Regions from separate parts of the Homo sapiens genome. Here region 1 is linked to region 2. The links are chromatin contacts, found by Hi-C or POLR2A ChIA-PET in ENCODE. All regions are on one chromosome and are shown on one strand. Each heading gives the region's core, a stretch centred on a gene start or an enhancer-like site at or near the end of the contact. The rest is flanking DNA. Distances are from core to core; before and after follow the strand shown. Region 1 holds the start of GK3 (glycerol kinase 3). Region 2 has its middle 20 kb from the start of TMEM192.

The links. A loop is a pair of places that touch in the nucleus more often than their neighbours do. ChIA-PET counts read pairs that join two places held with the same protein, here RNA polymerase II (POLR2A). Pooled maps may share reads with other maps.
Region 1: a map of PC-3 shows a loop between it and region 2 (3-fold over the local background). The contact joins the promoter of GK3 here to the enhancer-like site in region 2. A Hi-C loop is called at or near these places in 3 of 168 maps with a recorded cell type or tissue (MCF 10A, PC-3 and mammary epithelial cell), 2 of 37 single-sample maps with no recorded cell type and 9 of 50 pooled maps. POLR2A ChIA-PET finds 5 or more read pairs at or near these places in 4 of 52 experiments (GM12878, HepG2, MCF 10A and 1 more).

The regions. Positions count from the first base shown.
Region 1 is chr4:165,278,301-165,283,766 of GRCh38, forward strand. GK3 (glycerol kinase 3) reads right to left here and starts at 1,404. Exons shown (of 1, transcript NM_001395953.1): 1 at 1-1,404. The coding sequence starts at 1,345. The region is part of intron 5 of KLHL2 (kelch like family member 2); the gene reads left to right. RefSeq lists an enhancer at 1,787-2,288.
Region 2 is chr4:165,130,607-165,135,971 of GRCh38, forward strand. No RefSeq gene overlaps it. Among named protein-coding and RNA genes, the nearest start is that of TMEM192, 20 kb to the left of the region's middle. Within about 2 kb of position 2,770, at least 2 of the 41 ENCODE cell types and tissues checked have a DNase peak (open chromatin) inside an H3K27ac peak, as active enhancers do.

The DNA.
Region 1 (5,466 bases), core at 154-2,653, 150 kb after region 2:
GCTTCACTACTGGAATATACAGAATGTCTGCTTGTAGCTGCATAAGAATTTTGTTGCTGGTCATTCCTCCATCAACCTGCAAATGACTGAGTGGAATTCCACAGTCTCGATTCATGGCATCCAAAATCTCTCGAGTTTGGAAACAAACAGCTTCTAATGCAGCAAAAGCAATATGGCATTTATTCGTGAATTGAGTGAGTCCACAGATTATCCCTCTTGCGCTGGGCTCCCAATAAGGTGCATATAACCCCGAAAATGCTGGGACGAAGTAGCAGCCATAAGAAGTACCTACTTCTTTAGCAAGTTTTTCAATTTCTTCTGAGGTCTTTATAATTCCAAGATTGTCTCTTAGCCAGCGAATAACAGCACCAGCTATAGCTACAGAACCTTCCAAAGCGTAATATACCGGTTTGTCTCTGCCAAGTTTGTAAGCCACTGTGGTGAGAAGGCCATGATCAGAAAATACACACTTATGGCCTGTATTACATAGTAAGAAACATCCTGTTCCATACGTATTTTTGGCTTGTCCAATCTGGAAGCACATTTGTCCCACCAGTGCAGCAGACTGGTCCCCTAAACACCCAGATATTGGCACACCTTCCAAGGCCCCCGCTTTCATTAGGCCATAGATCTCAGAAGAACTCCGAACATGTGGAAGAATTTCCATTGGAATTCCAAAAAATTCACAGAGTTGTTTATCCCATTCCAAAGAATGAATGTTGAAAAGCATAGTCCTACTTGCATTTGTTACATCTGTACAGTGGACACCTCCATTGACGCCTCCTGTCAAACTCCAAATAAGCCATGAATCAATAGTCCCAAAAAGAGCTCGTTTTTCTTCAACGGCCTTTTGAACTTTTCTCACATTGTCGAGGAGCCAGCGAAGTTTCACTGCACTGAAGTAAGTGCTAAGTGGAAGGCCTGTCTTGGACTTGACAAAGTTATTATTTCCTGGAATTCTTTTACTAAGACTCTCAACGGTAGACTGTGTTCTTAGATCAAGCCACACCACAGCATTGTAGAGAGGCTCTCCAGTTATCTTGTCCCAGACTACGGTGGTTTCCCTCTGGTTGCTGACACCAATAGCTTTTATGTTGGAAATACCAATATTGAGCTGTCCAAGTTTCTCACATGTTTTCTCTATACACTCATAGACAGAATGTAGAATTTCCTTAGGGTCCTGTTCCACCCATCCTTCTCTTGGGAACTCTTGTTTTATTTCCACTTGATGATGACTAAGTAGTTCAGCTGTTCTTGAATTGAAAACCAAAAAGCGCGTGGAACTGGTGCCTTGGTCCACTGCCCCCACCAATGGCCCCAAAACTGCCTTCTTTGAGGCTGCCATGAAACCAGCTTCAGGTCCGCCCGCGTTTGCGGCCGGTTTCCTGGGTGACGGCGGCGGGAGGGGGAGGGGAGGGTGACGAGTCCAAAGAGCGAGGCCGCGCGAGTCCGCTGAACTAGCCTCACTTCTTTACTGGCTGGCTAGCAGGCTACTGCGTTCTCTCTGCAGCTCATTTTCTGTCTTGGCCTCCAGGCATACATCTGTCTTTAACACTGAGATTATCTTTCCCTGCGTATTTTGTTTCTCCTGCCATAAACGCCTTCAGAATCTATACTGTTGGCTCACGTGAGACTCCTTCATAGCTCCCTGTGACTATCATCTTCCCCCCACAAACCCATTCATCACCTTAGACTGCAGTTCCAGGGTCTGTTGGACCTTTCTGGTATTTAGAACTCTGGGGTCCCTACCTTGGTTCGGACTAGATGTGTGCCTTCTCATTCTCTTGTATTTCTTCATAAATCTGTGCTCTTTGGCCCTTGTTCTTCCAGCCAACTCTTGGCCGTTCAGCCTAGACCCAGTAGTCAGTCATTTCAAAGCTATCCTCTTTATGTGCCTGGCATTGCCCACACTGTTGTGGGTGATAGATAATAGGCTCAGTACAATTTAACCCTTGCTTATAATCTAACTTTATAGTCCAGTAACAATAAACTCACACCCTAATTAAGTATATTTGGAATATGCATTATTCTCTGTAAGACCAGTTTTTATAACAGTTTCTTCTACAGAAAATTTCTTCAATCATTTGCCCACCTTTCTGTAATTTAGGCTAGGAATCACTGCTTGGAATAAACATCGGTTAGAATAAGCTCATGATTTGAATGCCACCCTCTTGAAAGAAATTGTGTTGAGTGAGTGGTTTTAATAATCGTATTGCTAGCCTTAGCCATGGGATATGCATGCCAAAGAATAGATGCTGATTATTCAAGGGTCTATTGCAGTGTTAATTTACTGATACAGAAGATTCTTCCTTTGGAGAACTGTGAAAGCACTTGATACACAGCACTTTTTAGCTGAAGTCATGCCAACTCAAATGATGCTTCTTAAAAGAGTTAATTATTTGTATATTCATGCATTCATTATGGTCCTCTTTATTCCTTAGTAAACTACATGCAGTCTCTGCTATGCCTTGTTGACAGGAATTTTTTCTAGCTTACATGAGTTAACTGTTTTCAGGTTTCATTAAAACTGCCTTATGTTAATAGAACTTCTGGAGACATACATGGTTTTTTTCTCCTAAAGATTAATAGTGTTGAAAGTCAAAGAATCACAGAGTATTAATGTTATAGGAAATCTTAGCAGTTATCTAGTCTAACACTTTCATTTTATTAATTAGGAAAATGAAGACCAGAGATATTTCTGTTTTCCCAAAAACACTTTGTCTGTTAGGGATGAGCTGCTTGTGGATCTCAGAGACTATTGTTATTCATACTTTTGCCCTCACTATTCAAATGGGACTTTGCATTGAGTATAGAGGAATTGTGGAGACCCATCATGGCATTTTAATTTTGTTCAAAAAGGTGCTTGGTGTTTAGAAATCAAATACAAAGGGTACTTTGTACCTTATTACAGGATACAAAACAGAACAAATAACACTTGAGACTTATATTGTTGATTTTATTACACTTATTTGGGATGAGGGTCCTAACCTGATGCTCTCTCTCTCTCTCTTTTTTTTTTTTTCATTTTTTATTGAGATGGAGTCTCGCTCTGTCACCCAGGCTGGAGTGCAGTGGTGCGATCTCGGCTCACTGTGAGCACTGCCTCCCGGGTTCACGCCATTCTCCTGCCTCAGCCTCCCTAGTAGCTGGGACTACAGGTGCCTGCCACCTCGCCTGGCTAATTTTTTGTATTTTTAGTAGAGATAGGGGTTCACTGTGTTAGCCAGGATGGTCTCGATCTCCTGACCTCGTGATCCACCCGCCTCAGCCTCCCAAAGTGCTAGGATTACAGGCGTGAGCCACCGTGCCCAGCCCTGATGCTCTCTCTTGACCTGGTATGGCAAATTCTAGGGACTGTCTTTCATTTCATGATTAGCTTATTTTATTTCCTAGAGGGAAACAGAAAAGTTCAATTGCTTTAGAGAGTAATGAGCATATATGTTCATTATAGAAGGAATGGAATGTATATTCCACATACATATATGGAAGGATTCATATGTATATTATATATTATGTGTGTGTAGTTTATGTGTTTAACGTATATAGCATATTGATGGCATAGTCTTTACTACTTGGAATTGTGCCCTATTGCAGTTATGGTATTTGTTTAGAGATAAGCAACTGATGATTAAATGTCAGTATAACTATGTTGGGCTTTATTCAGTGGCCAGTGGTGAACTACTGAAGGTAAATTACTAATGTCACAAGCTATGATCCATAAACAAAATGACCTGTCAGTATGTGGGTGATAGGTTTGGAAGCAATAATTGAGGTTGGTAATAGCGTTAGAACTAGGGCAATGAACACAGAGGGGAGGTGAATGAAGCAAGATCATAGATATGGGAACTAACTCTGAGTATAAGTAGAGGAAACAGATTAAACTCTGAGATGACCTGCCTTTGAGCATTACATTTTAGGTAAATTCTTTGTAGGTACATTTTAGTGTGTGCATATTTACAGCAAGTGTGCAGTAACTGTTGATTTTTACTGTACCTTACTGAGATACAGTAGGATGAAAAAGAATTCATTCACTGAAACGGAAGAATTTTTCACTTTGGCTGTGTTGTGTTAGGCTTATATTAACCAAACTGATGCAAAGATGTTAGGCTTTTAGTTGATGGTATATTCAGTGGGAACCAATTATGTATTCGTGTCCAGAAAGGTGTAAGGTGATTATCCTGTTCTGTTCTGTCCAGATCAGACCATAGCTGTGAAATTGAGTTTATTTTTCGGTTCAGTGTTTTGAGAAAGACTGATGCACTAGAGCCCTGAATTTATAGTCAGGGTGATGATGAAGACCCCAAATCATGTTGTGCAAGCAGTGGTTGAAGGACATAGGACTGTACAGACCATTGAAGGATAATTTGGGAAAATATAATGCTCTCTGTAAGATTTTGAGGAATTTCATAAGAGACAGATTAATCTTGTTCAGTTTATTGTGGTGGCAGAATTATCAGTGTTGCAAAATAAGAGTGAAAAAGATTTTAGAGCAACGTACAGAAGAACTTCTAATAGTAAGTGTTTGTATTAGTCCATTTCCATGCTGCTGATAAAGACATATCCGAGACTGGGCAATTTACAAAAGAAAGAGGTTTATTGGACTTAACAGTTCCACATGGCTGGGGAGACCTCACAATCATGGTGAAAGGCAAGGAGGAGCAAGTCATATCTTATGTGGATGGCAGCAGGCAAAGAGAGCTTGTACAAGGAAGCTCCCATTTTTAAAACCATCAGATCTCATGATACCTATTCACTATCACGAGAACAGCATGGGAAAGACCCATCCCCATAATTCAGTTGTCTTCCACTGGGTCCCTCCCACAACACATGGGAATTATGGGAGCTGCAAGATGAGATTTTGTGGAGACACAGAACCAAACTATATCATTCCACCTCTGGCCCCTCCCAAATCTCATATCCTCACATTTCAAAACCAATTATGCCTTCCCAACAGTCCCCCAAAGTCTTAACTTATTTCAGCATTAACTCAGAGGTGCACAGTCCAAAGTCTCATCCCAGACAAGTCAAGTCCCTTTCGCCTATGAGCCTGTAAAATCAAAGGCAAGTTAGTTACTTCTTAGATACAATGGGGATACAAGCATTGGGTAAATACAGCCATTCCAAATGGGAGAAATTGGCCAAAACAAAGGGGCTACTGGCCCCATGCAAGTCTGAAATCCAGTGGGGCAGTCAAATCTTAAAGCTCCAGAATGATCTCCTTTGACTGCATGTCTCACATCCAGGTGACACTGATGCAAGATGTAGGTTCCCACAGTCTTGGGCAGCTCCTACCTCCTGGCTGCCTTCAGGGGCTGGTGTTGAGTGTCTATGGCTTTTCCAGGCACATGGTGCAGGCTATCAGTGATACCATTCTGGGTTCTGGAGGATGGTGGCCCTCTTCTCACAGCTCCACTAGGCAGTACCCCAGTAGGGATTCTGTGTGGGGACTCTGACCCCACATTTCTC
Region 2 (5,365 bases), core at 1,520-4,019:
AGGCTTTCAGAAGGAACCAAGATGGTAGCTGTGATCTTCTCGCCCTTCTCCCTTCCCTAATTTCCACAGGAAACAGTTTACACCAGGTATTTGTAGATTCTGTAGGATTTTCTGAGAACTTGGGCCTTTCCTGGTGGCTTAACTTTTTTTATTTATTAATTTTTTTTATTTCTGAGAGAGAGACAGAGAGTGTCTCACTCTGTTGCCCAGACTTCAGTGATCTTGGCTCACTGCAATCTTGACTTCTTGGGCTCAAGTCATCTTTCTACCTCAGTCTCCTGAGTAGCTGGGACTACAGGCATGCACCACCATGCATGGCTGATTTTTAAATTTTTTATAGGGAGTCTCACTGTGTTGCCCAGTGTGGTCTTGAACTCCTGGGTTCAAGCGATCTTCCCACCTCAGCCTCCCGAGTAGTTGGGAATACAGGCGTGTGCTACCATGTCTGGCTAATGCTTATCTTTTGTTACCTGAGCAGGCCCTGGACGACCTATACCCTTTTCCCCAAGTAGATTATCAAAATGTTTATTTCAAGCAAGCTCAGAGATGTCCCTAGGAGAAAGTATTCTGTGGCATGAAACTTTCTCCATCTCTTTGCCCCTTCCTTCTCCTCTGCTCCACACCACATCCCCTGCACCACTCTAGCAGCTGCTTCCTAGAGTAAGCAATGAGGTTTGGGCAGGATGCAATGCCCGTCCCTATGCTTTTGGGGGCTGCAAACTATCTAGAAGCCTTAGGAGCTGACTTACCTCATGCTAGCTGAACAGCTTGATTGTGAGGTCCCCCAAACCATGTTTGCATTCAGAGGTGCAGTTCTCAGACTTCCCACTGGGTAGCGCTGTTTCTCTTTTTTTGCTTTAGCTATTTGTCAGAGGGAGACAGCAGACTGTCACCTTTTCTCATCAAATAGGACAAATATTTAGTGTTTCTGGCTAAACACTTGGAGATAGATGTTCATGTTTCCTTTTAGTGACATATTGGAAAAGGCTTTATAGCGGATACGAAAGAAGCGAAGTGAGGTATTATTTGAATAGCACTTAGTATGTTTCAGGTATTGTGCTAGGAGGTTGATATATCTAAACATCCAAAGACTGAATTTAAAATATGAGACCTCGACTAATATACCTCAACTATCATCATCATCGTCGTCGTCCTCCTCCTCCTTCTCCTCCCTAATGCCAGATCTTTGAGTGCAACATGAAGCTTTTGCTGTATACCTGTATACAGTCCTCTTTAGGCAGGGAATAGGAGAATGAAGCCACATTGCATAACCAAAATTCTTTAACTGTGAATTTGAAAAGAGACATTCTAGGTGCCTTTATTTTCTCTTTCTCAAGAAGGAGAGCAGGGAAAGGATATTAATATTTATTAAATACCTACATGCCCACCATATATCAGATATTATGCTGCTGCTTTATAAAGGTTATCTCATTAAGCAATGGCTCACGCCTGTAATCCCAACACTTTGGGAGGCCAAGGCAGGTGGATCACTTGAGGTCAGGAGTTCGAGATCAGCCCGGCCAAATGGCGAAATCCCGTCTCTGCCAAAAAATACAAAAATTAGCCGGGCATGGTGGTGGGCGCCTGTAATCCCAGCTACTCGGTAGGCTGACGCAGGAGAATTGCCTGAACCTGGGAGGTGGAGGTTGCAGTGAGCTGAGATTGTGCCATTGCACTCCAGCCTGGGCAACAGAGTGAGACTTTGTTTCAAAAACAACAACAACAACAAGAAAGCAGGTGTTTCTGGTGGGAAATAGTTTTTCTGTTTTCTGAAATTATTTTAAAATTACAAGATTGGGAAACTCAAATAAGATTGCTGTGTTGTCAAAAAAATTGATGTTATATGTTCACGCTTTTTAAAACCATTTCCTTTAATATTGCCTTTATAGAAATGTTAGATCACTGGAAATTTTAAACTAAATGGGAGGCAACAATAAAACTGTTTCATTGCAGAGTTTGAGTCAGTTCATCTAATTTTTCAGCAGATATCATATTCAGTGAGTCTGCAGATTTTAGGGAGTTTCGTTTTTTGCTCCAAGGAAAGAGATTAAATGACCTTTACATGCTTACATAACAGCATAATAGAGATAGGAGAATAATTTCTCTTTTTTTTTTTGAAATGAAAGTTATTGCTTTATTTGTTTTTGTAGTACTATAACATTTTAAGCTTCGCCAATATGGAAAATAAATAATTTTCTGAGCTACCTTTCACTGCTACATCTGAGAATTCTGTGCTCAATTCCTACCTACACTGTGAAGGAATCATTTCATTTGGTTCTCTGCTTTAGGTTTTCTTCAGCCTATCAACAGAAGGTTAAGGAGGGAGTGAAACTTGTTTCCTCAAGAGAGTCTGTCTGATTATCGGAATATTTCCTTCTCCTCCACTATTTTCATGCTAAATTTGGGCACCTGACAAACTTGAGGGTATCTAACGCCTGGTTACAGATATCCCTAGCAATTCAGATGACCTTTTCAAGTACCTACTCCTATTAACTCAATAACAGTGATGAAATCAACCAGAAACAAAGTCCCTTAGAATATAGGTATTGTAAATATTCTAATTTTGCTTCAGCTATTTATGAAACAACTTTTAAGATTTCCTGCCATCTGTTTCTAAAAGGGGAAGGAAAGGGAAATGATTTGCAAGCATTTGAAACATGGTGTCTATATTTAGATTTTGGTTTAATCTCACATTTCTGCAGTATCTTTAGTTGGGGAAGGAAGGCTTAGTTAGTTAGTGTTGCTCCAATTCGTTAGGACATTTCCTCATGGTATTGGAGGAACATGGGATGATTCAGTTTCATGAATCAAGGATTTTTGAGTTCCTCTTGTTTGCGAGGCATCATGCTAGACATCTTCTAGTGTATTGGTATGTTCATTTGCTAGGGTTGCCATTAGAAACTACCAAAGACTGGGTGGCTTACACAACAGAAATGGATTTTTCTACAGTTCTAAAAGTTGGAAGTTTGAGATCAAGGGGATGGCAGAGTTGATTTCTTCTTATTCTTTTCTTGGTTTACAGATGGCGTCTTCTGTCTTCACATGATCTGTGTTTGCAAATGTCTGGGCACAAACACTCTCTTCTTATAAGGATGCCAGTTATATTGGGTTAGGACACACCCTAAAGACCTCATTTTAGCTTTTTTTTTTTTTTTTTTTTGAAACAGAGTCTCACTCTTACTTCATCACACAGGCTGGAGTGCAGTGGCACGATCTTGGCTCACTGCAGCCTTCACTTCCCAGGTTCAAGTGATTTCCATACCTCAGCCACCCAAGTAACTGGGATTACAGGTGCGCACCACCACACTCGGTTAACTTTGTTTAGTATTTTTAGTAGAGATGGGGTTTCACCATGTTGTCCAGTCTGGTCTGAAACTTCTGACCTCAAGGGATCCACCCACCCCGGCCTCCCAAAGTGCTGGTATTGCAGGCGTGAGACACCACACCCAGACTATTTCAGTTTATTCTTTATGAAGTAGATGCTATTACTATTCTTATTTTACAGATAAGAAACTGAGGCTCAGAGAAGTTACATAGGTCTCACATATAAGTGTGTGACAGAACAGTCAGTTAGTCTAACTTCAACAAATACATGTTTGATTTCCATGCCAGGGTGAGTGAGATTGTGTATAACTAGGAAGGCAACAAGACAAAAGGAGTGAAGGAGGAAGGTTTGAAAGGAAGGTTGAGGAGAGATAAGAAATGAATTTTGAGAGGTAAGTGTGTAGTCAGGAAGGGCCTTGTCAAGTTGTAACCTGAGATTTTATCCTATAAGTGATGGGTAGTCACTGAAGTGAATTTATTTATTTATTTATTTTTAATTTCTATTTTTTTTCAGTTGGAGTCTGGCTCTCTGTCACCCAGGCTGGAGTGCAATGATGTGATCTCAGCTCACTGCAACCTCCACCCCCTAGGTTCAAGTGCTTCTCCTGCCTCAGCCTCCCAAGTAACTGGGATTACAGGCATGCACCACCATGTCCAGCTAATTTTTGTATTTTTAGTAGAGACGGGGTTTTGCCATGTTGGCCAGACTGGTCTCGAACTCCTGACCTCAAGTAATCCTTCTGCCTCAGCCTCCCAAAGTGCTGTAATTACAGGCATGAGCCACCACACCTGGCCTGAAGTGAATAAATTTAATATAGAAAGATCTCTCTGGATTTACTCTGATGAGTAGACTTTGCATGTGTGTGCATGGGGTAGTAGGCTATGGGTGGGGTGTGGCAGGAAATACAACAGTGTGTTCAGGGAAATCAGATAGAAGTCTATGGCCAAAGTGCAAATGCGAGACAGTGGTGGCTGACCTACTGGGATGAGTACCATTGGTTGGATGGGGGAGGGATGGGTAAAAGGGAGGTAAAAGGATATTCAGGTATCTGACTGGAGCCATTGATGGTGTCAGTCATGAAGAAAGAGATCAAAAGAAGACGAATAGTTTTGAGAAGGGTGGAAATGACTTCAGTTTTGGACCTGTTGAATTTGGTTACTGGTGAGAAAATCAAGAAGAGATGAATAGTAAGCCATTGGATATATGCTTCTGGAGCTCAGGAAGAGTGATCTGGGCTAGAGATTTAGGTTAGGCAGGCATCAGCCTATAGATGTCAACTAAAACCATTAGAAACGATCAGATGGGCCAGGCACGGTGGCTCATGCCTGTAATCCCAGCACTTTGGGAGACCAAGGTGGGTGGATCACCTGAGGTCAGGAGTTCGAGACCAGCCTGGCCAACATGGTGAAACACCATCCTACTACATATACAAAAAAATTATCTGGCCATGATGGCGGGCACCTGTAATCCCAGCTACTTGGGAGGCTGAGGCAGGAGGATTGCTTGAACCCAAGAGGTGGAGGTTGCAGTGAGCCAAGATTGCACCATTGCACTCCAGCCTGGGTAACAAGAGTGAAACTCTGTCTCAAAAAAAAAGAAAGAAAGGATGAGATGACAAGAGAGGATGTTTAGAGCCAAAACGAAAGAGGGCCGAGGATAAACCCTTAGGAATGGCAATATTTTAAAAATGGACATGAAGGCTGGGTGTGGTGGCTCCCACATGTAATTCCAGCACTTTGGGAGGCCAAGGCAGTAGAATTGCATAAGCCCAGGAGTTTGAGACCAGGCCGGGCAACATAGTGAGACCCCATCTCTATTTCAAAAAATTAAAAATTATATTTAAAAAATGAACATAGAATAAAAGCAGCAACAGATAACTGTGCTGTCAAGGAAATCAAGGTAAGGTCAGTTGAGTCCAGGTAAAAAAGAGTTTCAGGAATGATTGGTCTACACTGTTCACAGCTGCTGAAATTTAATTAGAAGAACCGAGCCACATCTATTGTATTTAGCAACAAGGAGGTGCCACTGAAGTTGACAAAA